Linked DNA regions of Mus musculus: all the other regions are linked to region 1. A link is a loop called in an ENCODE intact Hi-C map of the cell type or tissue named here. Cell type or tissue: left cerebral cortex. All regions are shown on one strand. Region 1 has its middle 7.6 kb from the start of Srp14. Region 2 overlaps Ivd (isovaleryl coenzyme A dehydrogenase). Region 3 has its middle 2.8 kb from the start of Plcb2. Region 4 holds the start of Inafm2 (InaF motif containing 2). Region 5 overlaps Bmf (BCL2 modifying factor). Region 6 holds the start of Bub1b (BUB1B, mitotic checkpoint serine/threonine kinase).

Region 1 (5,000 bases):
AAAAGGAAATGATGGTCATGGTTTTTGTTAAAATCTTCGTCATATCTTTTTGTCAAAATTATCATCACTAAGGGAACTGGGTAGATGTAACAACTCATTCAGAGGCAAATAGCAGACACATTTATAAACCAGGAATTCAGAAATGAGTTTGTAAGAGAGTTGCCCCTCCTCTCAACAGAGTTTGTCTGTCCAGGCATAAGAATCTCCGGGACTGCCTGCCATGTGGTCCTTCTCAGCCAAATGAAACGACAGGCTAGAACCAGCCAGCCCTGAGCAATGTCGACAGGAATGCTTTCCCTTGGAAAAAATACACCTATTCTTGTTCTGCTTTGGATTTAAAAAAAAATTTCAAAACTGTATATATATGTAACTATACGCACACACACACACACACACACACACACACACACACGCACACACGCACACACGCACACACACACCTTGAGAGACAAGTTACTTTTTTTTCTTATGAGTTTCTTCTCTGAAAAGCAGGATAGTATTGAAGGTACCCCGTAGCTGCCTAAAGGCCAACTGGTTGGCAGACGTACAGCCAGCCCATCACCAGCTGCCATTTTCTTTCAGATTGCTCTACCAGAGCAGAACATCTGCCCCACCCAACAAAGTGTGGTGTGACCATCTCAAGATGCAGGTCACTGCTAGCCAATAACGGCCAAAGGAAGCCACCGAAGAGATCACAAATCAACCAAGATTGGCAGGTTGGCCAAAGCTCAGGGTCTACTTTGGGTTTTGTATTCCTCTGCATGGATCTTGTTTGTTTGATCACATGCATGGTTTTCTGGGGGAACCAGGAATGGAGACAGGCTCTTAAGTAGCTCAAGCCAGCCTGGAGCTCCCTAGTGTGGAGGATGACCTTGAACTTCTGACCCTCCTGCTTCCACCTCCTGAATACACGCCCAGTTTTATGCAAAGCTGGGAATCAAACCTAGCACTTTACAGTCTGAGCTACATTTCTAGCTTCCTTTCCTTAGGTTCACTCTTTCTCTTCCCTACTAACCAACCCACCAACCCACTGTGTGTGTGTGTGTGTGTGTGTGTGTGTGTGTGTGTGTGTACACTAGTGTGGTGTAAGGTGAGGATTGTTTGTTTTCTTTGAATTTCTTTCACTTTCATCTTCGTTCCTGTCCATTATTTTGTTTATTCCACCTTTACTTGAATCTATAAGCACCTTAATTTTCTCAGCTACAAAATGGGGGTGTCAGGAACCATGGAAGCGCCTGCCTCCCTGGAGAAGAGTGCATGGTCTATCAGATCATGCACCGTTATGGCTCCAGTCAACCAGGCTGGAGGTGGCTGCTCTGGTTTCCCACCTGTAAAACAGAAGCACCGAGACTCACAGATGCTGTGCCTTACAGGGACTGTCCTCTGAGCCAGGGGGACTGTTTTCAGTTGTCTGAGTAGATCTAGGTTTCCGAGCTGCCTCACCCAGGATCAGTGAACTGAATTTAAAGTGAGCTGAAGATAAAGTGGGTGACTGAAAGGAAGTATGGAATGACACAGGGCTGGGCTGGACTCAGGGTGACAGAGGAAGTCCCAAGATCTGGAGACCTAGTGGGTCAGTGGGAAGAGATTAGCTCTAGTGAGGAAGGCACCCCAGGGAAAGCCAGTGGGAAAAAAGAGTGTGTTCGGAAGCCTGAGTGTTCCTACGAAGAGTAACCACACTGGCATGTTGGCACACACTCTGAACGCTGCTACTCAAAGCTGCTAATTCCTACTCTTCTCTCCAGTCAGTAAGTGTTGGTTGTATACATGTGGGAGACTCCCTAACTCTGGGGACTCATTGCCACCCTGCCCTCTCCCTCAGAATGGAGTGATACATTTTAATCCTGCCCCCAGTACCCTACAGAGACCATGTGAACAGCTTCCACTTGGGGCCAGAGAGTCTGGGGTTGCCCTGGTCCCTCATTTTTGTGTGAAACCTGGGTACATTATTTATGGGGATCATTTCCTACCCCAAAGGGTTGACTACCAGATGCACAGAGATAATTCCACCATCCCATAGGGGCTTACACTAATTCCTAAAGTCACTTCCACATCCGAGAACTGAGAGGGCATGGTTTCACGTGCCTGCAATCCCAGCACTGCAGAAGCAGAGGAAGATAGATGCTAGTTGGAGCCACTTTGATCTAGCTAGTGAGTTCCAGGTTAACAAGAGCTATATAGCCAGACGCTTTCGGAAGTTCAGTACCTGTCCCCGAAGCCCCTCCGAGGTTTAGGAAGTCTCTAGAGCCTCCAGACGCATGCCATTAGCACCGCCCTTCTTGCTCCCTTAGACAAAGCTGAGGAGGCCCCAGTGTCTTCCAGCACCCCTCTCCCAGCTCAGTCTCCCAGGGACCCACCTGCAGTACTCCTCCCAGCCAGCAGGGGACGGCATAGCATCAATGGACAGGTGCAGCGGTAGGCGCCCAGGATCTCCTAGAGCTTGGATAATAATTTACCGTAGACAGACAAGAATATCCTAGATTGTGGGCTTTATCTTTAAAATATGCTTCAGGAGGGAGCTTGGCTTTCTGTGGACCGTGGAATTATCCATTCGCTGTACAGGGACTAACCAGGCACCCTATGGTGCAAAGCACTCACTGTGTGGATATCCAAAACAGACCTGTTTCTGTTAGAGGGACTAATTTCATTGAACAGCTTAGCACGTGTTTACTGAGACGTTACTAAGTGCCAGGCTCATTTCTAGGCCCTTCCCTGTGTTCTTTCGAGTCCTCCTAACAGTCCTGAGATTTGAATATTTCGTGCCCACTGTCACTAAAGTACCAAGAAAGGGATTAAACGACACCAAGAGGAAGTAGGGACTGGACCTTTAGGGCCCGGTGTATAATGTCCCTGTGTCAGGAAGAGTATATGGATGGTTCCAGGATGGAACACACACCAGGGACTGGGCCTTTCAGACATCCACGGAGTCGGCCATAAAGATGGCAGAAGGGAAAGAAGAGAGAAAACTGACCAGCTCTGGTACCTCACTCTCTTCCTGTCATCTTCCCTCTCTCTGGGTCTAGACCTGCATTCCAAGGCCCTGTTCTCCCTTACACTCCAAGGGAAAAAGAAAATCCTGTCTTCAGAATCATCAAATCCTTAAATTCTAGGCTCCACACAGCACTTTCTAGTTGTGTTTCCAAAAGAAAGTCACTTTTTAAAGAAGAATTTTCTGTGTGTGTTTATGAGTGTTTGTCCTGCAGGTAAGTCTGTGTAACACACATGCAGCGCCCACAGAGGCCAGAAGAGGGCATCAGATCCCTAGAACTGGAGTCACAGATGGTTGTCAGCTGCTGTGTAGATGCTGGGAATAGAATCTGGGTCTTCTGGAAGAGCTAAGAGTGATCTTAAGCGACAAGTGATCTCTCCATCCCACGAAAGCCACTTTTATTTCTAAGAACTTCCATCTCAACTGGAAATGGGAAGGTCTTCCTCACTAGGGTGAGTTAAATGAGACCTGTACAGAGACATCCCACAAACGAAACCCAGAGAAGCCAGCTGTCAGTGTTCTCACACACTCCTACTCAAACAGTACCCAGAGCACAACTAATTGGTCCTCCCAAGACCCACCCCTCCCCCTACAGAAACGGTTACCTCACCTCACCTCTGTGCCTGTAAGCTACCTCACCTGACCCATTCATCATATGTCTCACACACACCCCGCCCGCCACTTTTTTAAAAAAATTTTTTATTGTAGCTCATGCTTGTAGGGATCAGAGGAAAACCGAGTGAAACCCTGACTGAATGAGTAATGCTGACGTGGGGTTAGCCACTCAAGGATTATAGCCTCAGACCCATGGAAAAACAGCAAAGTCTCCATCTCCTGCCAGGGTGGGGCTCAGAGGGAACCCGGAAAAGCCTTCTCTTCTGATCCATGTGTGGATGTAGACAGAGTGTACAGAAATGTCTGTCATAGCTTTATCCCACCAACACTGCCATGTTTAGGGACTAAAGAATACTCCCCTAGAGACTGTACCTACCACATTAGCCAAACCTTGATCCAGTATACCTTAATCTTGCCTCCCTGTTTATCTGTCTGTATTAACATCTCTCCTTGTTCAGCTGTATACGGTAACTCCCCCTTCCTCTTCAAGTCTATATAATAAACACTCAGCTTCCAGGATGCTGTGGTTTCTCCATCCAAGAGCCTAGTCCACCCAGTCCCAGCTTCCTGTATGGTATGTCTGTGTGTCTGTCCTTTCTTCATTCCCTTGCTGTCCACCTCAGGTCAAGCTCCAAGGACTCAACACATGCTTGTCTTGAACATCATTCCCCTGCCTCTGCATTCTGAGTGCTGGGGTTACAGGAGTGCTCTGCCGAAATGTTGAGTGAAGGCTAGATTTTAATGTGGCACTTCAGATGCCAGAGACTGCACCCCATAAACATCCCCTGGTTCCGTGTGCCTTGTGCAGAGGTGGGGGTGGGGCAGCACTATTGCAGGGTGGACCACGCACTGTACAAAAGGAAACGGAGGACAAGCCAGGGATGCCTGGTTGTTATGCAAGCAGCCCCATCCAGAGTGCTATGTGAAGGCTCTTGTTCCCCTCCTGGCCTTTTTCTCCCTCCACTGTTAGTGGGTGGGAGTCGGAGTTCTCTATTTATGATGATTAGGGGTACCAAGTTCGTTTGTTTGTTTTCAAGACAGGGTCTTACTGCACAGCTCTGGCTGTCCTGGAATTCATTATGCAGAATAAGATGGCTTGAAACTCACAAGAGATCTAACTGCCTCTGCCTCTTGAGTGCTGAGATTAAAGGTGTGTGACACCATGCCTAAGTGTCCCAAGTTTAAACTTTCCAGCTTGGAAGTAAATGACCAGGAAATAATACAGTGAGGATTCCAGCAGAGATCGCCTCCCCAGGCATCCTAACTCCCAAAGTGAGAGATACTCTCCTGTTATCACTCAATCTCCATCGACGAAGGAGCCACTCTACCACTCTGGGAGGTGAACAAGGGAAACAGACACAGAAGCAGACCACCCATCTGATGGGGCAGTTATGTC
Region 2 (5,000 bases), 380 kb after region 1:
GAGTGAGGGGGGAGGGTAGTGGCAGGGAGTTGGGGGACTTTTGGGATAACATTGGAAATGTAAATGAAGAAAATACCAAATTATAAAAAAATAATAATTAAGAAGAGATTAAAAAAAAAACACAGAAAATCCCCTCTGGAGCAAAGCAGGGAATAACCCAGCAGAAGGAGCCCCAATAAATTTTTTGCTAGTGTGCTGAAACAAAAAAAAAAAAAATTGAGGGGTTGGGGTATATGAGTTCAAGTTCGGTTTGGGCAAAACTCAATCTTAAGATTGATAAAATGATAATGTCTTAATCATTTGCAAGATGTATAAACAAAGAATCTTTTTTTTTTAGATTTATTTATTTATTATATGTAAGTACACTGTAGCTGCCTTCAGACACTCCAGAAGAGAGCACCAGATCTCGTTAAGGATGGTTGTGAGCCACCATGTGGGTGCTGGAAATTAAACTCAGGAGCTCTGGAAGAGCAGTCAGTGCTCTTAACCGCTGAGCCATCGCTCCAGCCCCTAAACCAAGAATCTTAAGAAAGAGGAGCCAACATTGTCCTAGTTAGAGTTACCATTGCTATGATGAACGCCATGACCAAAAGCAAGTTGGGGAAGAAAGGGTTTATTTGGCTTACAGTTCCATCTTGACAAAGTCAGGGCAGGCAGGAGCTGATGCAGAAACCATAGAGTGATCGATACTGCTTACTGGTTTGCTCCTCGTGGCTTGCTCAGTCTGCTTTCCTATAGAACCCATGACTACTCCCCACCCTAGGCTAGCCCCACCCACAATAGACTGGGCCCTCCCCTATTGACCACTAATTAAGAAAATTCCCTACAGTCTACAACCCCATCTTAAGGAAATATTTTCTTGTTGCGGCTCCTCCTGTCTGGTGACTCTAGCTTGGATCAAGTTGACAACACTTGTCTGCACAGTCACCGCTAAGGAAGCATAATTTAGTGGGACCCCTAAGCCTCAACCTGATGCTGTGTGGTGAGAGTACCCGTGGTCTAGCTCCCAGAATATGCCGTTTCAACCACAGGGCCATTATGTCTCTCAGTGGCGGTCATGTCTTGGTTTCAGTAGTCTCTATCTCTCTCCCTCTAGCTTCGTCATACTATATCTAAGTTTCTTCAAGAGAACCTGGCCCCCAAGGCCCAAGAGATTGATCAAACCAATGACTTCAAGAACCTGAGAGTGAGTTGCAAGGGTTCCTGTGGGAGGGGAGGCCTCTGGGACACGCCTGCCTGCATTGCACTTATGCCTAGAAAGATGGCCACTGTCTCCTGGTGACAGGGCCTTGCTAACAAGAATATAGCCCCTTTCTCTGAATGGCTTGGTCTTGTTCTGGCCACAAGTGACTAGCTGCCTTCTCATAACCCACCTCACTCTTCTGTTGGCAGGAGTTCTGGAAACAGCTGGGGAGCCTGGGCGTACTGGGCATCACAGCCCCCGGTGAGTTTGACTTCTTTCCCTAAAGAGAACTCTCTCTGTGGCCAAAACAGACATAAAAGGAAGTGGGCATGGTGGCACAGTCCTGTAATCCCAGCAACACTCAGGGGGCTGAAACAGGAGGACTGCACTGAGTTCAAGGCCAGCCTGTGCTGTAGAGTAAGTTCCGGGCCAGCCTAAGCCACAGAGTGAGACCCTGATTCAGAGACACAAAAACAAGGGGCTGGAGAGAAGACTCGAGCTGGGCTTGCTGTGTAAGCATGAGGCTAGAGCTCAGATCTCAGCACCATGTAAAAGCCACGCCTGTCCTACCTGGCGCCTATAGTCCCAGCACTGAGCGGGGCTGGGACTGGATGCTTGCTAGGGCTCACTGGCTACGAATCTAGCCAAAAAACCTAAGTTCCAGGTTCAGTGAGAGACTCTACCTCAAAAGGACAGGGTTTCTCTGTGTAGTCCTGGCTGTCCTGGAACTCACTTTGTAGACCAGGCTGGCCTCGAACTCAGAAATCCGCCTGCCCCTGCCTCCCAAGTGCTGGGATTAAAGGCGTGCGCCACCAACGCCTGGCTCTTTTTTTTTTTTTTTAAGTTTTTTTTTTTTGCTTTTTATTTTTATTTTTATGTATGTGTGTCTGTATATATGTTTGTATGTGTGCACACACATGTGTGTTTATGCATTCCTGAGTACATGCCTGTGTATGTATGCTACGTCTATATGTATCAGTTCCACTTTGTTCCCAAAGCTATGCTATAAAATCTCACCTTTGGGCCAGAGAGATGGCTTAGTCGTTTAGAGTGCTTCCTGGTTCTCCAGAGGACCCAAGTTCAGTCCTTGCTGTTCACCTTGGGTGAATCACAGCCACTATAACTTTACCTCTAGGGCAGTGGTCTCAACCTCTCTGATGCTGCAACCCCGTAGTGCAGTTCCTCATGCTGTGGTGACCCTCAACCATAAAATTATCTTTGTTGCTACTTCATAACTGTGGTTTGGCTGCTGTTATGAATCATAATGTAAATATTTTTCAAGATGGAGGTTTGCCAAAGGGGTCGTAACCCAGAGGCTAAGAACTGCTGCTCTAGGGGACCCAAGAGGATTGGTTCTCTTCAGGTCTCTAAGGGCACCCATACACTTGGCATAAATACACACATAGGTAAGTAAAAAACACGATTAGCCTTGTTAAAAGTCTCATCTTTTTTGAGGCCTCTGCACATGCACAGCCTGTAACTGAGTTTTTGGTGCTCTGAGCATAGGCCCCTTCCCACCCACCCCTCTGTGTTCCCCTGCCTTCTTCCTCCATCCATCTGCTTCTGCCTCCTGTGTCTTCTACAGGAGTGGGTGCACAGGGTTTTGCTTGTCCTCACTGAAGATGACAGGATTAAAACCAGTGTGGGAGACGATGGTCTTCTGACCTATAGTTCACCCACAGGCAGCTAGCAGAACCAGCTGTGTCCCTGGCAACAACAGCCTTCCACCCTTGCCAGGGAGACTCACAATAGATTCCAGGGTGTTTCTTTTCTGCCAACTAATGTAAGATTCCTTCCTGTCTGTGTTCCAATGTAACCTGGCTGCCTTTCTGCTTCCCACACTGTCCCACTCCCAGTTCAGTATGGTGGCTCTGGCCTGGGCTACCTAGAACATGTGTTGGTAATGGAAGAGATATCCCGGGCTTCGGGAGCAGTGGGGCTCAGCTACGGTGCTCACTCCAACCTCTGCGTCAACCAGATTGTTCGAAATGGGAATGAGGCACAGAAAGAGAAATACCTTCCCAAGGTGAGGAGACAGGGATGGAGACGCTCACTCGTGTGGACTCAACACAGCCACCATATCACAAGCCCTCCCCTTGGTGGGGGCCAAGCACGTTCTCGTTCTTGGCTTGCTGCCATAAGCTAAATATAACGAGAGAAGGGATTGGTATTGCTTTAAAATACTTAATTCAAAAGATTTGAATGCACAAATGGCTGGAGAGATGGCTCTTAGGGTAAGAACATTGACTGCTCTTCCCAGAGGACCCAAGTTCAATGCCCAGCACATATATGGTGGCTCACAACCGTCTATGACTCCCTCCCTCCGTGATCTAATCCCCTCTGGCCACTTTAAGCACCATACACATTTGGTACACAGACATACATGCAGGTGAAATAAATAAAGGTGGAAAGCAATAGAGGAAGATAATACTGACCCTTAGTCTCCACATACATGTGCACATACAAAAAAGGAAAGGGAAGGGAAGGGAAGGGAAGGGAAGGGAAGGGAAGGGAAGGGAAGGAAAGGGAAGGAAAGGGAAGGAAAGGGAAGGAAAGGAAAAAGAAGAAAGCAAGGGCAGAGCTTAACTTGTGAGTTGGATGAGTAACATTTAACAGACTTTAAGAAATTAAAGGTGCACACCTTTAATCCTATTACTCAGGAGGCAGAAGCAGGTGGATTTCTGAGTTTGATACCAGCCCAGTCTACAGAGTGAATTCTAGGACAGCCAGGGCTACACAGAAGAAACCCTGACTTGAAAAAGAAAAGAAAAAAGGAAAGAAAGAAATCTTCAGCCAGTGATGTGGTGACTTGTGACATATGTGGAGTTTCAGCTGCCATGGAGGCAGAAGCTGGAGGATTTGGCAAGACCCTATCTCAAAAAACAAGTAGGAGCCAGTGAGATGGCTTAGTGGGTAAATAAATGTGCCTGCCTCACCAGGCTGGGTGAGCTGAGTTTGATACTCATGATAGAAAAAGAACCAGCTCCCACGAATTGTCCTCTGATAGACACACACACACACACACACACACACACACATACACAGTAGCCTATGTGCACATGTACACACAGAGAACAAATATATTTAAAATATAAAAACCATAGGGTAAGGGGAGGGCTCAATGGTAAATTCCTTGCTTAGCATGCGTGAGACCTTGGAGCCAATCCCGGCACTGCCAAAAAGTGGCAGAAGCAAGGGTAGAAGAGAGGCCTTGCAGATGCTCGTTTTACTGGGGGGGTGGGGGGGTGGGGGGGGCGGAGTTTGGATGTGGGCAGGAGGAGGCAGGAGGAAGAGGCTGTCCCTGGGAGCTACTGCAGGACACTTCCCAGTCCTAACAGGACCGGGTTTGAGTTTTCCTTGTAGCTCATCAGTGGTGAGTTCATCGGAGCCTTGGCCATGAGTGAACCCAATGCTGGCTCTGACGTTGTCTCCATGAAGCTAAAAGCAGAAAAGAAAGGTAAGGTCACTTGCCACGGGGCATCTGGAAAAGGCAGAAAAACAAACTCAGAGTAAGGGAGTAGGAATTGGGAGTGGCCTCTGCTGGGTTCCTGTGCTGGTTCTCACAGTTCTGTGCAGTTCTGTGGACTGACTGACCAAGCCAGGCCAAGAGACTTCAGCAAACATTGGATTCCTGCCTTGCCCTTAGGAGATCACTATGTTCTGAATGGCAACAAGTTCTGGATCACCAATGGCCCTGATGCTGATATCCTAGTCGTGTATGCCAAGACAGATTTGACCGCTGTGCCAGCTTCTCGGGGCATCACAGCCTTCATTGTGGAGAAGGTGAGGGTGGTGGGTGTGACCCAGAGAGACTCCG
Region 3 (5,000 bases), 240 kb after region 1:
TTGGGGCCAGGACCCCGTTACAAAGACAGGCTTTACTCAGATTTACACACCCCCCCCCCCCGCCAATGGAAGAAAGTGATATATCATGGAGGGGGGTGGGAGATACCATTCCTGAGCCTTGGGCTGAGGCAAGAACACAAACAGTTCTTTAGGAAAAGGGTCCTCCACAGAGCAGGGGTTCTGTCCTCAGAGGGCGGGATCTGGAAGTGGGAGTCAGGGATGGGCCGGGTCCCAGCTGGCACTGAGTGTTTTGAATAAGCAAAGTCTCTCGGACACCCAGCTCCTCTTTCTCAGTGCTTCCTCCCCATGAAAATGAGAGCCAGGTGAGGCAGTATGCCTCTCACCCATGACACTTCTCTGCATCTTTGAACCTTTCAATGAATACCTAAAAACTCCACTGCCCAGCAGCTGCCTCACAGCCTAAGAGGCCCTTTGCTGCCGCCAGCACTGGAGTGTTCCTTCATGCACTGTGTTGCCTCACACACAGATCCTGGAGGAGAGAGGTTCTGAGAGGCAGACCAGAGCCTGCTCTAGCCCCCTGTTCAGGGTTTAGCCCACTCTAACCCAGTTCGGTTCTAGGTGTTGTGATCCTTACATCGTCCATATCTATCCCAGAGGCTCAGTTCCAGCCCAGCTCAGGCCCCAGTCACTTCCTCTTACCTAATAATGCACTCTTATCAAATGGCTTAGCACCGTTGGGGAGGCTAGAAGCTTAACCCATGATTTCCTTCCCCTCTGAGGCCCTGGCCTTCTGCAACAGGTCCCATCAGGGGTCTGTGTGCCACCCCTGACAACTGTGAACTACCCTCTCCAGGCCCTGGAACTACTGGCTAGGAGCCAGTGCATGAGAGTAGGGGCGGGCAAGAGAGAACAGGTTTAGATGAACAGGTTAGTTAGGGTTAGTGAGAATCAAAAGGTAAACTGTGGGTCTCTGGCACTAGAGGGATGGGGTCAGGAGTTCAAGACTAGGCTACAAGAGAGCCTGCCCACCTCCCACCCCACCCCCAATAAAAGTAGTGAACTTCTCAAAGAAAGCTAGCTTAGAAATTAATTGTCCCCAGAAAAGCAATTCTAAGACCAGATCTGAATGAACGGCCTGGAAACCGGCTCCCAAACTCCTGCAGGTGACAGGTGTTCCAACCCCTCCCTCAGTGTCTCTCCTCAAGCCCTGCCTTCAGCCTTGGATCTCCCTGGGAGACTCCTGGGAGCCCCTGCACATCTGGCTGTCTCTGTGGGATCAGGTTTCCTGTCTGTTTGAATGAATTTTGCAAGGGAAATCCCTGCCCCTTCCCAAAGCCTACACCTGTCACCTGCACGGAGCTAGTCCCCATTTCCAAGTTCCTCCTTCCTGTCTTGCCTGCAGCCATAGGCCTGGAAGAAAGCCTAGAAGGGAGGAGGGGTGTCTCTGTTCCTCCTTCAAAGAATTCTGGGTTCTTTGCACCTTCCATCTCTGGCCCTAAGCCCACAGAAGAGAAACTTTATATCCATACCCATTGATGGCATCCCCTGGACAGGCTCTGGGATTCCTGACTGTAGTAACATCAGTGGCGCTCACCTGCTAAATCTGGATGCCAGCCAAAAGAGCAGCAAGCTATTTGAAAGACCTTTACTGAAGAGGGGTTTCCTCTTTTAAAAATATATATACATTGCCCAGCATGGCAAAACACGTCTGTAGTCACAGCTCTTTGGGGGACAAGCTGGAAGATTGTTAGAACGCTGGAGTTCAAGTTTTAAAAATATTAAGTTGACAAAGGAAGAAAAAAAAAACCGTAATGTCAATAATAGTAGAGTGGTCGTGGCTGAAGGAAGAGAAGAAGTCTCAGGAATACATTTGGGAAGTTAGCCTTGGACTGACTCTTGGGCCTTGTGGATTGGAAGGCTTCCCCTTGGCGGGAGGCCAATCTAACCCCCCAGGGTGGAGAGTGGAAGGGCAAGGATGCCCCCTGCTGGGCTCATGGGAAAGCTGAGCCTGATAGGGAAAGAGGCAGACTCCTGAATCAGCCACTCCAGGAAGTCGCTGGTAGATCTGTGTCACTGCGCTTGACAGGTGGGAGCTGTGGGCTGCAGGCAGGGAGGGAGCTTACACTCAACAGCTGTCTCTGCAGGGGTGCAGAGGGGAGGAGGTCCCAGTCCCAATCCCAGCTCGCCCAGCTCACTGGTGGCACTGGACTCATGGGGTGACTGGGTTTCCAATCTGCTCACCAGAGAAGTTCAGGGGTGGAAGCTAAACTCTTATCTTCAGGTGCCAGAATTACTGGCCAGGTGGATAATTTTCTCACCTGATGCAGTGGGATTCAGGAACAGGGAGGCACCTTGTGTATTGGGTTGGGGGCAATGGCTACTTTGCTCCTGTCATGGAGAGGGATCCGTTGTGGCATCCTCTGAAGCCTGTTTTCCACACACTGTTCTATGAACCCAGCCAATTACTGAGTAAGTCTATCTGGTGATGCTCACCTTTTAAAGCACCTCATCTTTCTCACCTGTATAGTGGGAATACCTCACTATACAGGTACCTCATAGGGATGTCCCTGAGCTTGCAAGGGAAAGGGATGGGCCCAGGGGAAGCAGCCACTCTAGGAGGATGCTGGTAGATATTCCATTTGCGATACTGAGACAGCAGTATCATGTGGGAGCTTTGGGGACAGAGCTTATGCTCACCAGCTGCCTCCCAAGGTTAGGTCCCAACTTCCCATGCTCCCAGCCTGACCTAGGACACCCCCTCCCACTTCAGCTTCTCCAGTGCTGGAAGCACAGGCATGTACCACTATGTCTGTCCCTTTCTTACTCCTTCTCAGTGAGTTAGCCTCTGAACCCATAGGTTCTGCATCTGTAAAGTCAACCAACCTCATAGTTTTTTAATGGTAAAAATGGCATCTGTATTGAACATGCAGACATGTTTTTCTTGTCAGTATCTTTCTATATAATACAGGGTAATAAGTATTTTCATGGCATTTACATATCAGGCATAAGGATCTCAATATGGCTTACAGAATGTGGAAGGTATGGTAGGCAATATGCAAATGCTATACCATCTTATATAAGGAATATCTTTGGATTCTGGTGGATACAGGGACCCAGAAGCCAACAACCCATGTATATACCAAGGGATAATTGTACACATGCTGTTCTTTCTACATGTGTCTTCACTGACTTGCTTCACACACACACACACACACACACACACACACACACACACACACACACACACACACACACACACTACAGCTGTTTGTAAGAATCACGTGCTTGGACTCACTTTCCCAGAGCAAACCAAATTAGAGACGCCTCAACTGTAGTCTTGAAATCTGTTGTCTCCAAGCTGCCTGAACTCATAGTTACCAGCACTGGGGCTCAATTTATTAACAAACCACAGCCTCCCATGTGTCTCTCAGCTCAACCCCAACAGCCAATAAGACAGATGCGAAGATGTGGACCCAGGGCGATACCAGTCCAGCTGTCATCAGCTGAAACTCCTTGCATCAGCTGCCCACTGCAGTGCTGGAAACTGAGTGTGAGTGAAGGCAGAGACAAAATACGGACCAGGTGCCAAGGTGCTAAGGCAACCAAGAAGCTTCAAGCATCCTCTGAAACTGGGCTTATAATCCCAGAATTCAGACAGCTGAGGCAGGGAGATCGCCACAAGTTGGTGGCCAGCTTGGGCCACAGAGTAAGGCTCTGACTCAAAATTTTAAAAAAATTTTTAATTAAATTGAAAAAAAGAGTTCTCTGTAGCCAGGAATAGTGGCACATACACGTAGTCCTAACACTCAAGAGGCTGAAGCAGGAGGATCACACATTTGAAGGCAGCCTTGGCTATGCAATAAGATTCTACCTCATAACCAAATGCATGAATAAATAAAAATTCTCTAGAATTCTCAGAGTCAGATGTTGTTCGGCTTCCCTCCCTCCCCTCTGGGTGACAGAAGAACCACCTGGAATGTCATCATGGAAAAGATCAGAAGGAGCAGTCTCAAATATGATTTTTGTTTCGGTTTGAAGACAGGCTATCTCTGTGTGACCCTGTTGTAGCCCTGGCCATCCTGAAGCTCACTACATAGATCAGGTTAGCCCTGAACGCACAGAGATCCACCTGCCTCTGTCTCCTCCATGCTAGGATAAAGGTGTGTGCCACCACTCCTGGCTGTATGTTTCCTTTTGAAGTGTCATTTGGGATCAAACTTACCTGATCCATGTTCCAGGACCCTAGCGGATTGTTTCAAGTCCCAGAAGTTTGCTGTGGGCTCCCAGCAAAAGGGCAGCTCAGTGATGATGAATCTAATTAGGCCCCAAATGCTCCAGTTCTAAAAATCCCACTCCCATCAGGAGGGCCAACGTGTGTCTCCAAGAGACGGTCACCGGTCACCTTGGGGGTGAGAGATGCAGATGGTAGAAAAACATGACACTTGACTCAGTATGTGCTGTTTAGGCATCATCTCTTAGCTGTTCTACCTTTGTTTATACATCTGTAAAAGGGGCCAGTTTTCATATGGATGAGGAGAATAAATTAGTTGATGTCTGTCTCTGAAGCACAGTGCATCACACATAGGAAATGTCCTAGGTGCAATCGATTGCTTCTCTCTTTACTCCTAATTTGGTCCATCCCCCAGCCTTTATTATTTTTTTTAATTAGGGCCCAGATAGAACCACGGCCTCTTGGTTCTGTGACTAGCAGGAAGCTAGTCATTACAGGGATATTTGGGGAGAATTGGGACCAAACACAACCTACTCTGCTGGAGCAACAGCTCAAACCCACAAGGTAAGATGAAAGGGCTTCATTGAGGGATCCAGGCTTGGCTCCAAGACACCGGCTGTATGGGGACAGGGTGGGGGAAGTGTCGGCTTAGCAGAAGCATGTGTGAATAAAACAGGGATTTTGCTGACAGCCAGCTCCATCTGAGTCAAAAGACAGAGCTGCCAATAAAAGCGGACGCTCTTGAGTGGTTGGATTGAAGCTGCCTGTGAGCCTAGCAGCTCTCTGTCTTGCAATTCCACCAGAATAA
Region 4 (5,000 bases), 260 kb after region 1:
CTGCCACCCCCACCCGGCTAGTAATAACGTTTATAGTCTGCATTGCAACTTCCACTTAGCACTTGTTGAGATTCGGTGTAGTACAAAAAATAGCCACAGCGATCCGAAAGACTACTAAAATACTCCTCTATTTTCCAACCACACATCTACACGATGCCAGATTTTCTTTATATATTTTGACCGAAGGAGCACAGTGCCAGCAAAAGTAAGCCTCCAGCTGTCTTCTGTAAAGCAACGTTCATTGGAGTTGTAAAAATGTGAAACTGGCCAGGCATAGTGACACACGCCTTTAATCACAACACTGGGGAGGCAGAGACAGGCAGAGCCCTGTGAGTTGAAAGCTGGCCTCATCTACATAGCAAGTTCCAAGAAAGCCAGGGCTACCTGTAACCCACCTTGGCAACTTAGTAAGTCAACTTACTTTAAAAATAACCACGTTACTTTAAAAAAACTGTTTTAAAAAGAAATATAGTGATTTTCATAAAAACATGTCCTTTATTCACATGCAATGGAGTTGTAATGTCCTAACAAATTAATAGTTTATAAATCCCTGCCTCATTTCTAATATGGAAATTTATTAATAACTATAACCCACACAAACAAAAGGATTTATTTAGGTGCATCAGCGTTTTGCCTACATGTGTGTGTGAGGGTATCAGATCTTAGAGTTACAGACAGTTGTGAGCTGCCATGTGGGTGCTGGGAATTGAACTCGGGTCCTCTGGAAGAGCAGCCAGTTCAATGCTCTCAACTGCCAAGTCATCTCTCTAGCCCAACAAAACTCAATTTTTTAAATGTCTGTCTCATGTTGCCAAGTTTGGTCTTGAATTCCCAGCCTGGAGTGGCTTCCCTACCTCAGCCTCTCAGGTAGCTAGGACTACATGCATGTGCTACCAAGGCTAGCTCTGGAAACCTGAGATAAAGTGCTTGAGAGCCTCTGGCACAACTGAGGCACAATGAACCATTGTGAGCTGGCCAGCTAGCTTGCCCCAGGGCCATGACAGTATCAACCTGATCCGTAGATCTACTGGACAGGAACCCTACCTGCACTGGATGCTCATCATGTTAACAGCTCAGCAACCAGCTTCTGTTATTTCAGATCAGTTATAGAGCAGCCTCTTGCTGGCTTCCAGAGGACAGCTCACACTGAGAAGCCCCATGGTACAATATGGGTATCTGTCCCACCAGCCAGTCCTCATTGCTTTGATACCCAAGTATTGTCTGAGCCTTCTGGCCAGGCTTAAATAGGCTCCTGGCCACACATAGACTATCCACAGTAGCACCCCAGCTCTTAGTGTTTTTTTTTAAACCCTTCTTCCACGGCAGTTCTGGCATTTTATTCTGGTGTTGCTCCAGTCTCCCAAGGTCTTTATCAGGGCACAAAATCCTGCTTCCCAGGCTAGTGCTTCCATAACAACAGACTCCCTAACTCAATGTCATGTTCAGTCTTTCCCACACCCCACTCACCTATACTACACATCTGCCTCTGCCTCCTGCCAGTCCATGGCGTCCACTTCTGCAACTCCTTCAGGGTGCACGGTGCCTTCCCTCTTGCCCAGAAGGACGCTGCAGATCTCTGGTTGGGTTTCATCACAGTTTCATTCTACTTAATGGCCTGGTAGTTGGGGAGAAAGAGGCAACTTCCTTTCCTGCCTGAGGACAGTTGCCAGGAACAGTAGCAGCAGGGAGCTGTCCATAGCCAATACTCCTAGCAGAGTATCTCTATCCCATGGACTCGTGGCTGGTGCCCCCACAGAATAAACCTTGTCTACAGAGACAAGGTTTGGCTGTGCTTCCAAGCAGAGTAGAGCAAGAATTACGCATCTAAGTCCTGAAGTCAGAAAGACTTGAGTGTTACTTGAATTCTAGTCACGTGATCCTGGGTAAGCACCAGTTTCTTCTACAAAATGGAGATAGATATTAGCTCCCTAGTATATTGCAAATAGTTATGACTTCAGACATAGTGCCTGGCACATACCAAGACTATAAGGTTGTGCCTCTGCTTTGATTGCTTTGAACTTTTCTAGAGGCTGAAAGGACTTCTTCAGGGAGCAGACAGCGTGGCTGCTCGGCAGAGACAGTCATTTAGCTGAGGCGGCACAGCACTCCACAGGAATGTTGTACAAGAGGCTCTAGGGTGGTTGAGGATATTCACCAAAGATGGCCTTTTGGGTCCATTCTGTCCCCAAACTTGCTTTGATTCTTGAGTTCCTGCCTAACCTTGGTGGGGGAGAGGCACTTAGAAAAGCATATTCACTTTCAGGCCACTAGGGGGCCATTTACTTGCCGGCAACAGGAATACGCTAATGGTTTCTTAATGGCTCAGGCACCAGGGAGATCAGGCTCAATTATATCTGAAAGCATTTTGAGTTCCAGGGGTAAAAGACACTATGTAAATCTAGATAATAAATAGTGCTTATTGACGACAGGTTAAAGAATCTGGCACTGTTTCATTTGGGGAAGAATAGGGAGAGGAATTGAATAAGAGCTTCAAGTACATCATTGTTTAGAATAAAGAAGGAGTGACACGTTGTTTTCCCGACTCTGCTGGGAAGCAAGCAAGAAAAAGGAAGTGTAATTTGCAGCAGAAATATGAAGAGGCAATATGGAGTGCATTCCAGAAAGGGAGTCAAGGGGGCTTTAACAAAGATTTAAGATCTTGTGTGAGATCTTAAACTGTAATTCACCTTGGGATGGTCCTACGATCAACCCCACCAGGAAGGCCAGAGAACAACTGAGAAAGGAGAAAAGGACATTTGATTGCAATTTTTGGACTTTAATACTACAGGCCACCTTCAAGACCTGCTCTGGCTGCTCCAGAACAGTACCCCGTCCCGCCCCCACCCCTGTGTGTGTCTCTCTCTCATACACACACACACACACACCACCACCACCACCACCACCACCACCACCACCACCACCACCTATCAATCCACAGAAGCCCATAAACACTAAACTCTCAATGTCCTTGTAATATCTCAGAAATTAAAAAGGCACGGTTTGCCAGGCAGTGGTGGCGCATGCCTTTAATCCCACACTTGGGAGGCAGAGGCAGGTGGATTTCGGAGTCCGAGGCCAGCCTGGTCTACAGAGTGAGTTCCAGGACAGCCAGGGCTACACAGAGAAATCCTGTCTCGAAAAACCAAACCAACCAACCAAACAAACAAAAAACAAACAAACAAAAGGCTCCTTGAAATAGTATTGGGTGGCCCATTGCTAGAGACACAGCCCCACCTGAGCCTCCAACCAGGACCAGATTAGAAACTTGTGGTTCGAAGCCCACTAGTACACTGCATTCTGGTAGCGCTTCCATGGGATGGAAAATTTGGGGAAGGGCTTGGATAAGGAAAGTCAAAGTCAAAGGAAAGGGAGAAGTGGAAAGGGCAGAGGGAGTCCTGCCCAAGAGGTTAGAAGTCAGTGGGGCCCTCGCAGAGGCCACGCCCCACCCCAACTACATCAGGACCACAGACCTTTCTCCTACTCAGACTCATAGTTCTCTAATCCACTGAGACATCCAGGCTGCTCACAAAGACAGTTTTGGGAACACAGGGAGAGTCAAGCAAGAGGCACCCAGAAATCAATCGCGGTGAATTACAAAGAGGAAATAGGGATGAAACAAGCAAAGGGGAAGAGGGTGAAAGTATAGAAAGGGTGGTACTAAGAGTCCCTGCGTGCAGAGGGGTGGCCGGCATCCAAAGGGCCCTAAGAGCAAAAAGGCTGAAGCCTGGAAGGAACAAGCCTCAATGGGAAAAGACAGTTCTCTACATCCTGGGGTTGAAGAGAATCAAAGAATGAAAACGCTGGGAGATGTCCTCCACCAGTTCAGTGCAGCCCCTTGGGTACAATTCGAGACCAGTCCTGAAAGTCAGAAGACCAGAAAGTAGGACCTGAGACCTGTTGTGGGATTTGAGATTATGCTGGCAGGTCAGCCTAAGAAACAAACTCAACCTTTGGCTCTTGTCCCTGTGGCTCACAGTAGTCTGACTCAAGGGTCCTAAGAGGACCCAATCAGGCAAGATTCGAGTGGTCTCGGAGTCCAGACCAACAGAAAAAAGGAAGCGAGACTGACTGCGGTGTGCGGGCGCCAGGTTCCCAGACCCGAACCAGGCTCTTTGGGGTGAAGGGATCTGGGACACTATCCCCTCACTATTCTAGAGCTACCCGAGAGCACAAGCTTAGTGTTAGCTCCACTTCGGAGACCCGGTGTAGGTGGGCCTGGTTAGTTCTCCCACCTACCATCTCCTAGCCTGGGCCATGTGAGGAGACGCCTGAGTTGACAGCTTTCTACGGAGCCTGCCCCTCCCTGCCACCTCCCGGTTCCGCACTCCCTCCCGCAAAGTGCCTTTCCCCCTTTAAAGAAGCTCCTGTCGCCCCTTTAAGGCCCAGCCTCCCTTAACTCTCTCTTAACTGGGCGTCCCCCACGGGGCCCACGATTCCCCGCCGCAGCCGCCTCCCAGCGCGGCACTTCCGGGCCCCTACATCGCCCTTTTAAGGGGCAGCCCCCCGGCAGCGCGCGGCCCCGCCCCCTGCACCGGCGCGCCCCGCGGGGGAGCCGGGCTAGAGCCGGAGCGCGCGGTCCGCGCGGCCACTGGAGACCAGGCGGCCGGCGGCCGGGCAGGCGGCGGCAGCGGCAGCGGATGGGGACGCGGAGTCGGGCGGCTGTGGCTGTGGCGGCGGCCGGGAAGCAGCTGGCGGGCCGGCGGCGGCGGCGGCGCTGGCGGCGGTGACGGGCCCAGGCCCCGGCGGCGGCAGCGACGCGGTGGCGGGCTGCGGGCGGGCGGCGTGAGGAGCAGCGGCGGAGCGCGGGGCCGCCGGGAAGCCAGGGCGCCGAGACGCCCCCTGCCCAGTCCTCGCAGGCCGCCAGGCCCCCTCCAGCCGGGGCCGTGGAGCACCGGGGCAAAGGCCGGGGCCCCCCCATGAAGGAGCGCGACGCGGCCCCGGCCGAGCGGGGCAAGCCGGCCACCTACACCGGGGACAAGAAGGCGAAGATGGCGGCCAAG
Region 5 (5,000 bases), 58 kb after region 1:
TTCTGCCTATAAATTCTTGTCTGTGACTCTAGGGGAGCCACTCTAAACCAGCAACCTAGGGAGCCAGATTAAGTCTTCCACTTAACCACACTCCTCAGGAAATATATGAGAAAAACAAATGGCCTAGAGGTAGGCACAAGGAATATGGCCAACATAAACTAACACCCAGGGCAGTTAGACACCTGCTGGCCTAGGGCCAGGACTGATACACTCAATATGCCAGCATGCCTTTCTACATCATTGTAATGTCCCACATCTCACTGGGCAGGAAAAGGAGAAAATAACAACAACTGAGGTCTATTACAAGGACAAAAGGGCAGCCAACAGTCATACTCTCATGCAATTCTCCTTCCCACCTCTTGGGGGCACTCTGGATGAGACAATAGCACCATATCTAGAACTGACCTGTGCCCTCAAAGAAGCAGCCCTAACTAGGAGAATTAATTTGTCAGTCAGTGAAGAGTAGGGAGACCTCAGGACAGGGTCTTCTCCTGAACCAGCTGTGAGGAGGCCTCTAGCCTGGTCTCCAGCATGCCAGAGCTCACTAACGGACAGGGGGCTATCCTGGGAAACAGCTGTTAACAGAGGCCAGATGATTGTGAGTGAAGAAAGAAAGCCTCCAGACGTGCTCTAGATGAGGCAGAGACTATGGCCACTGTGTCGCCCCATCCTCGTCAGTGTCAGGACCAGACACCATGAGTGAGCTGGGCTGAGCCATGGAATACGACCAAGGTGGATTAAATGTGCAGGAAAGAATCAGAAAGTGTCCAAACATGGACTGGGAGGGACTCGCTAAGCCAAGATTGGACAATATAATCATAGAAGGAATGGGGACCGTGGCTGGGCCACAGCAATTAGCCAGGCAGCCTTATAACCAAGCACAGAGCTAACCTCTCTCCAAATCACTTAAGGACTAGGAAAACCCATCAGAAATAGCTGTGGCACCCCAGTCCCTCTCAGAGAGCATAGGAAGCCTATAACACCCTGTGGCCTGTTTTCAGAAAACTCAGGGTCAGCTCCACCCTCTCCTGTCCGCAATGGTGTGTCTCTCAAGTCAAAGTTACTATTACCAGTAACTATTCTGGTTATCTGAATTATCTAAAATTGCCTATCTAATCTGCGGTTTATGCCCAGCCCTGACAGTTACTTGTTCCTGTGATCTAAACACAGACACACACACAGACACACACAGACACACACAGACACACACACACACACACACACACACACACACGCTGCAAGGATAAGAACACAGTCCCACAGGTAGAGATTGTGTTCATTCCCCTGTCTTGTGGCTTTGCTAGGTAGCATCTGTACCAGCAAGGATCCAGCCCCAGGCCCCGCCCCTGCCTTGGCAGCCATTCAGAAAGCCAGCCTGCCTGGGAAGGGTTAAGCACCTGGGGGCCCAGCACAGACGGTGGCTGGGCTGTCAAGCAGGACAACCTCCCATCCATGGCACAACGGGCTCCAGCACGAGCCTGCCAGCCGCCGCCTTTGTTGATGGACTCTGCCATGCTCGGCTGACACGCGATGCTCCGCCCAGACGGGGCTGGTGCCAGGCTGCCGGCCAAGCACCAGGCACTGCGCCCCGCCGTCCGTGGCTCTGGGGAGACTCCGAGGTACAATCTCCAGAGTCCTGTGCCTGGGTTCCCAGACACAGACAGTGAGGACTGGCTCCCCAGCTGGAAAGTGTCAGGTTTCAACCGGTTCTACCACTTTCCCCCACTCAGGCCCCATCTCAGGACTGATTACTGGTTTCCCACTGTTCCTCGGCCAGGCACACCCCCAACTGCTCAGTTTCACTGCTGCATTCGGCAAGAGGCAAGCCCTTCACTTGGGTCCAGAGAGTTTGTCAAACCAGACTACAGGAAGCCATCCCATTGGCAGGGAGTGATGGCAGCAGCATCTTCCACCTCTTGTGAAGCTGAGTAGGTAGCTGGAGCTCTCAAGGACAGGAGTACTCATCTAATTGTGCTACCTGGGTCCATCCGTAATTGACAGTAGCCAAGACCAAAACTCTTAAACACACCCAGAGGTCTAGTAACCCCTGGCTCTGGCTTCCCAGCCTCAACAGCCTCAAAGCCCCCCCCCCCCCAACCCTCATGCCTACTTGTTGCGTATGAAGCCGATGGAACTGGTCTGCAATACACTGAAGCTTTCTGGCGATCTGCACCTCTGCTCGGTGCTGAAGGAACTGTCCTTCAGGGGGCTGCTCCCCAAGGGGTGAGCCTGCAGGGAAACTGGCAGGGAGAGGAAGCCTGTAGCCAGCGTTGCCTGCAAAAACAGAGAATCCACAACTCAGCCTTTTCTCCCCTTAGCCCATCTTCTCCATGTCAGCCCTTTCTGGCCAAGACCTGGAGTTACTGGTAAAGCTCAGGACAGAAGGAAGAGGAAGCAGCCTGGCCTTTACCAGGGCATCCTGCCAAACTTGGACAGCTGCCCAAGACTATAAACGTTGGTACAGGGCCGAGGGTGTAGCTTAGGAGTAGCTGAATATTTAGTACACATGAGCGCGTGTGTGCACACACATATACACGCGCACACATGCACACACACTTATGCTGGAAAAACAGGAAAGAATACAGACCCTGCCTTCTCCTCAGCACTGTCCTGTCAGTGCCATGGCATAGCACAGGGTGCTAACGTGTGTGACGACCATGCCAAGCTTCTGGCATTTATCAGGCTGTACTTGACCTAAATGTGTTACTCGGGTAGCAGTAGGTGGAAGCGCTTCTCTGGGATAACTCTCCAGAGTTCCTGGGTTGTGCAAAGCAGACAAGGAAAAGCAAAACAAACAAAAAAACCCAAAAGTGCCTTCGTTTTTCTAGTATAGTTAGGGAGAGCTGGGCTCATCACTCAGAGATCAGAGCAGCAGCAGCAAAGCGGATGAGAAAACTCCTGAGGCCCACAGAGCAGCCAAGTCGGCTCACCGAGTGCTGGCACCAGAACGGCCGCTGGGGGCGCCTGCCACCTCCTGCCTCCTCCCTCTTCCAGCCCGAAGCAGGCCTCATCCAGCTTCTCTGACTCCCGCCAGAACTGCTTTTCCAGAAGTGCCCTATGGGCAGTTCCCTCTGAGAGTAAGTGCAGCGCGCTCCTCAGGGCTCCTCGGTCTGCTCCCGCAGACACAGCAGGATGACCTCTGAGCCTTTACCCTCCCTCCACAGGCCAGTGCACTAAAAGAAGAAAACAGACCGAGTGTCTAATCCTGCCCTCTTGCCAGAGGAGGGCATATTTCTCATAAAACAAACCCTTGAAGCCCACAAATGAAGGGGTCTTGTCTGATTTAGCCTTAGTAACAACCCCTCTCCTGGCACTGAGCCCAGATAGGCCCAACCTCTTTCTCCAGTTCCCCTTCCCAGCACAGAAAGTCCCAAATGGCAACTGGAAGCCACCTTCTGTCTTTGGGAATCTTCCGTATAAGTACTGGCTGAGTGGTACAGTGACACATGGTTTAAAACTCCCTTCCACCTCGAGAAAGGCAAATCAGCACTGGGGCCAAAGGGCAGAGCCACTGAAACGACATAGGATGTGAAAGGAGATTGCAGGGACCAAGAAACCCCTCCAAGAAGAACAGAAAGAACAAAGCAGTTTGCTCTATTGGGGGCCCAAGCTCAGGTGAGGAAGGCTGAAAGCTCTTGAATAGATAGCCCTGGCTGTTCAGTTTGAGGAAGGAAATAGTACAGAGCAGGTTTAGGGAGGGAAAGTCCCCTCTTTCCCCCAATCTCTAAGGTTAAGAGCACTCACCGTAAAAGAGTCTCTGGGGTTCCTCTGTCACCCCACAAGGCAGCATGACACCCTGGCTTGGGGAAGCTGGACTGAGGGTCTGAGTGGCCTTGTCTTCCTGGCTTATGGGCCGGAGTCCGGGACCACAGCAATGGGTGAGAGGGAAGAGCTGGAGTCGACTGAGGGGACAGTCCAGCTGGCTCTGGGCAAACAGGTCAGCAGAGAGCAAGCCCCCAGGCTGTGTCCCTGGCTCCCCATCCTCTGACTGGAACACATCATCTTCTAGCTCCTCCACACACTGAGGTGGCTCCATCTCTCCTGTCAGAGAACAATGGAAGCATCTGGGCTGCTGTCCTACTGAGGCCAGACCTAGGATTCCCCTCCCCTCCTTCCTTCCCCCCTCACCCCCCACCCCTGCTCTTCTTATGTGAGGGAACCAAGCCAACTTCTGATGATACACAACCCTGGTAATAAAACACCACCAAGGGTGACATTCACCCCCAAAATGTGGCCTCTATGGTCAGGGCCCCTCCATGCCTTTTCTCTGTACCTGCCAGAGCCACCCTCCCCCCATCCCCCACCCCACCCCCTCCTCTGACCTAGGCTGGTCACAAAGTTTGACACTGAGGATTTGCGAGCAACAGCAAGGGTAGGATCAGGTGCTACCACCGGGTACCTGGGGACATAGAAGCAAGACTAGCCTCTGTAAGTGGCTGTGGAGGCTCAGAAGGGGACACTTACTGACTATACAAAAGTGCACAACATACTTATGTGCACACACACACACACACACACACACACTTCCTAAGCAGGAACCTCCAGGCTCTCGGCGAAGTCTGAACTCCAGGCTAAGCAGCAAAAACAAGAGCCAGGAATTGTAGAGCAGCCAGGTTCCCTCCTAACGTGCTAAGCCCCACCCTGCTGCACATCTCCACCCCCTCCTTGCACAACACAACAAACAGGCTCTGTGGTGTGGTGAGTGTGTCCTGGAACAGGGGACGTAACTTAGTCACTCCAGCTGGCCAGCTGGCTTAGCTCCCGTCCAGAGGAGCAAAGCTGCCTGCTCACCACAGGTTAATCTGGAGGGTTGAATCGGCCTCTAGCAAAGTGTCCAGCTAATTCTACTCGCTAATCTTCGTGACTTCCAATTCTCATCCACTCAGCCTCCCATTCCTGCCAGAGCTGAACCTGAGATAGGTGCAAAGTGCCTCGCAGAAGGAAGTGAAATTCAGCCCTCCTGCTGAGCGCTCTCTCCCTGCCTACACAGTGGGGCTGTT
Region 6 (5,000 bases), 110 kb after region 1:
TCAGGAATACTGATGCACACCCTTAAAGATTCAAGGTGCAATCTGATAGATGAAGAAGTCCTGAGGGGAGCTGTTCCACATAACCCAGCATTTCAGAAACAACCAAACACTAAATCTCTAGTCTCCTATAACACGTATTGGTAACTTAAAACCCTGTCAGGAGCATCTCATCACTATTTAGCCCTGTTTTCTATATGATGGTTAGGAGAAAGTGGAGTATAATCTGGCACTTTTTGATGGGGCAGCATAGAGGTCCAAGAGTAGGGAGCTGGGTGAGGAAACTCACTGGATAATGGTGGAAATAGAGAGGTGGGAATCTACCACAGACACACACCTCAGTTGCTTCAGAACTTGATTTGTTCTGATGGGTAGATTGTGCCAACTCGTCCTTTCCCTCAGGTTCACTGTCTTCTGTAGAGAAATTCCCATGGCTCCCCTCTCTACTCCAGAGCCTAGTTGGAAGTTATATGCTCAAATGACTAATTTATCTGTTTCTGGTCTGGGTATCGACGCCCTGACATTCCTTGTTTGTTTGTATACCCCCGCCCCAACAAACGGAGAAAAATTTGACAGAATGGGCTATGTACACCTCTAAGGAGACGAGAGAGGGAGGGAAGATTGAGTCTTAAGGGAGAGGCAGTGCAGTAAGGAAGAGAGTGTAGTACAGGATACAGCAGTCCTGGAGAGCAGTGCAGTATTGTTGCGAGGGAGAGTAGAGCAGCACGGGAGGGAGAGGGAGGCAGGTTGAAAAGAGAACAAGCTGGACACAGGTAAAGACAGAATGAGCAAGAGATTGAGAAAGAGCCAGAAGATTAGGAAATAGAAAAGACTGCTAGAGTGAGTTTGAGGCCAAGCAGAGCAATTCAGGGGCTGGGAGAGAAGCCAGATTGAGTCAGTCAGCTGGGAGAGGAGTTTGAGCCAGAACAGCTGAGTTGAACCAGCCAGGTAGACTTCAGAAAGAACAAGAAAGGGTGAGCTTATTCAACAAAATTGAGAGGCTGACCTAGATTAGATCTTATGGAGGCTAGAATTTTCTAGGAGTGGATCTAGGTCAGCAGATGGAGGCAGTAAGCCCCTCAGACAACAATCACAACAGGAGAATAAAAGTTATTTTTATAGCCTGATCTACAGAGCGAGTTCCAGGATAGCCAAGGCTACACAGAGAACCCTTGTTTTGAAAAACAAAAACAAACAAAAAACAAAAGCAAACTTTTTATTGTGAAGTAAAGTTGCCCTGGATGGTCTTGAAGTCTTGGTCCTCACATCTCAGTCTCCAGAGTAGCTGAACTATAGGCCTGCATTACCAAGCCTTTAGCTCCAGTGAGACAGGCAAAGCGCTTACCCTGTTTGTATTCTGTGTTAGATCGTAGTTTACAGGACATCTGGTAGGCTGCATGAGAGAACAAATGGTACACTTCCAAGAGAATTTAAAGGAAGTTGGTCAAAGTTGAGAAGTTGTAGAGGTCAAAGGGCTTGCTGGGGAAAGGAAGTGCAGTGCTAAACCAGGTCTTGTGTAAAAGAGAAAAACGAGAACACAGTCTTTCCACAGGAAACAGCTGGGTGAGAGTGGCCTAAGGATCCCTGGACAGGTGTTAAGACCTGGGGCTCAGACAAGACCTAGGCGTAGCACAGTTAATTGTTCGGAGCAACCCAGAAGAGTAATGTACTCAAAGACACGTTATGAAACTGAAACCATCAAAGAACCTCTTGTTAATAAAGTGTCTCTCCCTGGGTTCGAAGGCTTGTCTTAGAAAGGAAACACAGAGCAAACTCGAAGTGCCTGAGCACGCTGCAGTGCTAGGACAACCATTGGTCCTTGCACCTCAAACCTGAAACTACAACTCCCATTGTGCATTGCGCAGCGCGTGCTTAAACCCGGGATACACTACAATCCCCAGAATGCTTTGGGAGGAGCGGGAGCGGGGAGCGGCGAGGCTACGTCTGCGTCAAGAGACGTTAAATTTGAAACTTGGCGGCCCGTGCGTGATGGGGGCGTGAGGAGGCTATTCTGAGAAGGAATCGGGTGCGTGGTTTTGTTTAGGAGCACGGGGTGACGATCTTCGCAGCTCCAGAGCCAGCTGAAGGTTGAGGGAGACTCAGTTAGCACTCGGAGGATAAAGGTCTGCGGAAGGGCGAGAGCAAGTATTGGGAATGCAGGATGGCGGAGGCGAGGTAAGGACCGGACGCAAATTGCTGCCGCTGGGTGCTCGGCTGGCGAGGGGAGGATCGAGGAGGTCGGCCAAGAGCAGGTCTCCCCAAACCCCCTTCCCAACGGCGTGGAGCCCTGCATCCAGCCAGGGGGCAAGACTGGGAGAGTTTGGAATTTGCCATATGATCTGGTTCTGAAACTCACCTCAGCCGTTTTTATTTGACCTTGAACATGTTTACGGAGGGGTGGGGGCACGCAGATATTAATGCTGCTTTATGGAGTTCTGGGAGGATTCAAGATGTTTGTAAAGTACCTGCTTTCAACTAATAAGTGTTCTCACTTTGCTAGCAGCTTAGGGATCTGAAGAGCAGAGCACTTGCAGCTTTTCCTCATCATAAAATATAGAGGGTTTTTCTAGGTTAGAATTTAAGATGCATTTCAATTATGGAACTTATAATAACTGGGTAATTGCTGTCATAAGCTGTCATTCATGGAAGAGAATTTATCGACTACCATTTTGAGCACTGAAGGCGAACAGTAAAAGACACAAAATCCCAACCTTTGTGAAGCTTAAGTTCTGGGGAGGAATGAATCGGGGTGTGTGTCGCGGATGGGCAATAAGACATGTTTAACATCAGATAGAATCAGTATTAACAAGTGTAAAGCAAGAGAAGACGGCATTGGAGGTAGAACTAGTGTGGTTTCAGAAGGGTTTGGACATGTAACTCAGGAAGGGCACTTGTTCAAGGTACATAAGGCCTTAGTTCATTACCCAGCAATGAGGCTTGGGGGTGGGGGAGTCGGGGCAGAGGGAGATTTGAACAGAGGCCTCCCTGATGAGATGGCACTTGGGTCTGAACTAGAAGGAACTAGTCACGGACAGGTGAGATGGCTCTGTGGATAGAGATAATTGCTAACCAAGACTGAGGACCTGTTTGGTCACCCCTCCCCCACCCCCGAAACCCCATGGTGGAAGGAGAGAAACAACTCTAAGGTTGTGGCCTGACTTACACACACACACACACACACACACACACACACACACGGCGGGGGGGGGGGGTGAGAATAAATACATTTTTGTTTTGTTTTGTTTTTTGTTTTTTTCGAGACAGGGTTTCCCCTTATAGCCCCGGCTGTCCTGGAACTCACTATGTAGACCAGGCTAACCTCGAACTCAGAAATCCGCCTGCCTCTGCCTCCTGAGTGCTGGGATTAAAGGCGTGTGCTACCATCACCCGGCTTGTTTTGTTTAGTTATGTTTTGTTTTATAAATACATTTTTTTTTTAAAAAAGAGCTAATCATGTACGTATTTAGAAACAGGAGTGGATGCTGCTACTGGTGTCTCATTGTCAGTGGGAACCCATGTCAGACATAAAGCTGCTAGTTTTCTGTTTTTTGTTTTTTTCTAAATTTAAGTTAACTTCGCTAAACTTAAGATGCTTTTAAAAATTATTTTTCCTAGCTTTAACTTTATTTGTACAATACTGTCACCAACACCCTTGCCATGTTCTCTCTTGTGTTGAGCATTTACTTGTAGAGCGTGGGATAGGCTCTGAAGCTGAAGAGAATGATGATGCTCCTGGCGAACCAGCTGCGTCCAACCCCAAAGAGCCAGAAATCCCCTCTCTGAAGATGTCATCACAGTACTGTGCTGTAACACTGTTGGCGTGGGCTTCATTTCTGTTTCCTTCTTCCCAGTGAAGCCATGTGCCTGGAGGGAGCAGAGTGGGAGCTGAGTAAAGAAAACATACAGCCCTTACGGCACGGGCGGGTCATGTCCACACTTCAGGGAGCTTTGGCAAAGCAAGAGTCAGCCGGCCACACTGCTCTGCAGCAGCAGAAACGGTATGTAGTGGAATGCTTTGTGTTCAGCTTGTAAGTCCCTGGTGTGATAGGCAGCATGGGGGTGAAGCTGCCGAAGGCCTACAGGCAGTGGCTCTCAACCTTCCTAACGCTGTGACCCTTTAATACAGTTCCTCATGTTGTGGTGACAACCCTTCCCCCCCAACCATAGCATACTTTGCTGCTTCATAACTGTAATTTTGCTACTGTTACGTATCTGTTGTATAAGAGATCTGATATGCAACCCTGTGTGAAGGTCCTTTGACTCCCAAAGCAGTTGCAGCCCACAGGCTGAGAACCACTGCCCTAAGGAATACTCTTCAGTGAGAGTATGGAAATCTGTTCTTCCGGTTTTCTGATTGCAAGCTTTCAATAGCATGAGATAGTATTTATTTCAGGCTAAAATGTAAAGTGTAACCATACTCATTGAATTAGATCTTTGAGAACCGTGCTTTTATGGTTTTGTTGTAGATGGTAGCATTCTGTTTTTGTTTTTGTGAGACTGGCTCTTTCTGGCTTAGAACTCACTGTGAAGTTCCAGGGTGGCCTTGAACTCAGAGAACCGCCTGCTTTTGCTTCCTGAGTGCTGGGATGACGCCATGTGCCACTGTGGCTTTATTTTATTCTTAGCGCTTGCTCTGGTGCCTGGAGCTTCGTCCTGCACTGGGCTCTCTACTTGTCTGACTCTCCTGCTGTCTGCTCCTGTCATGTCTCATCCCAGTCTCTGGCCTCACTTTTGCTTTTACAACGACCGTTGACGTCTCTTGCCTTCTCAGTGTCTCCTACTGTGATGTTGTAGACAGCCCGGAGCTTGAGAACATTCAGCTTATGATTGTAGGGCTCTGGGTGTGTGGAAATTATACTCATTTGATTGAAATCATACTCTGAAATGTGATCTTTTCAAGGATAATGGATGTGCAGGAGAGCTGCCTTGAGATGCTGGGCAGCTGCAGAGAGCCGTAGTACCCAGTGACCCTGAGTCTCTGGGGCTGAGCCATGTGCAGTGTG

The links. Peaks named below come from ENCODE experiments on the same cell type or tissue, not always from the same donor. Only the 100,000 strongest peaks of a DNase experiment are listed, where the experiment ranks them.
Region 2: it touches region 1 in a loop (2.8-fold over the local background); 16 of 42 quality-filtered maps call a loop at or near these places.
Region 3: a loop joins it to region 1, with 3 times the contacts of the local background. A loop is called at or near these places in 10 of 42 quality-filtered maps.
Region 4: it touches region 1 in a loop (2.7-fold over the local background); 11 of 42 quality-filtered maps call a loop at or near these places.
Region 5: a loop joins it to region 1, with 2.9 times the contacts of the local background. A loop is called at or near these places in 24 of 42 quality-filtered maps.
Region 6: it touches region 1 in a loop (5-fold over the local background); 40 of 42 quality-filtered maps call a loop at or near these places.

The regions. Positions count from the first base shown.
Region 1 is chr2:118,484,762-118,489,761 of GRCm38, forward strand. No RefSeq gene overlaps it. Among named protein-coding and RNA genes, the nearest start is that of Srp14, 7.6 kb to the left of the region's middle. In left cerebral cortex, CTCF peaks have their summits at 2,367 (motif pointing right) and 3,241 (motif pointing right); a DNase peak (open chromatin) is centred at 2,378.
Region 2 is chr2:118,868,339-118,873,338 of GRCm38, forward strand. Ivd (isovaleryl coenzyme A dehydrogenase) reads left to right here. Exons shown (of 12, transcript NM_019826.4): 2 at 1,097-1,186; 3 at 1,393-1,444; 4 at 3,040-3,209; 5 at 4,547-4,640; 6 at 4,830-4,966. Among named protein-coding and RNA genes, the nearest start is that of Ivd, 8.8 kb to the left of the region's middle. In left cerebral cortex, no CTCF peak of the experiment used is centred here; a DNase peak (open chromatin) is centred at 2,947.
Region 3 is chr2:118,728,720-118,733,719 of GRCm38, forward strand. No RefSeq gene overlaps it. Among named protein-coding and RNA genes, the nearest start is that of Plcb2, 2.8 kb to the left of the region's middle. In left cerebral cortex, a CTCF peak has its summit at 1,946 (motif pointing left); DNase peaks (open chromatin) are centred at 1,567, 1,937 and 4,836.
Region 4 is chr2:118,741,199-118,746,198 of GRCm38, forward strand. Inafm2 (InaF motif containing 2) reads left to right here and starts at 4,560. Exons shown (of 1, transcript NM_001301269.1): 1 at 4,560-5,000. The coding sequence starts at 4,917. In left cerebral cortex, CTCF peaks have their summits at 136 and 2,274 (motif pointing right); DNase peaks (open chromatin) are centred at 175, 2,264 and 4,439; H3K4me3 peaks cover 1,106 bases; H3K27ac peaks cover 179 bases.
Region 5 is chr2:118,542,972-118,547,971 of GRCm38, forward strand. It overlaps Bmf (BCL2 modifying factor), which reads right to left. Exons shown (of 5, transcript NM_138313.4): 3 at 3,745-4,041; 4 at 2,111-2,274. Among named protein-coding and RNA genes, the nearest start is that of Bmf, 4.2 kb to the right of the region's middle. In left cerebral cortex, CTCF peaks have their summits at 354 (motif pointing right) and 2,956; DNase peaks (open chromatin) are centred at 250, 1,522, 1,803, 2,431 and 3 more places; H3K4me3 peaks cover 300 bases; H3K27ac peaks cover 1,497 bases.
Region 6 is chr2:118,596,290-118,601,289 of GRCm38, forward strand. It overlaps Bub1b (BUB1B, mitotic checkpoint serine/threonine kinase), which reads left to right and starts at 1,922. Exons shown (of 23, transcript NM_009773.3): 1 at 1,922-2,172; 2 at 3,849-3,995. The coding sequence starts at 2,159. In left cerebral cortex, no CTCF peak of the experiment used is centred here; a DNase peak (open chromatin) is centred at 1,899; H3K4me3 peaks cover 482 bases.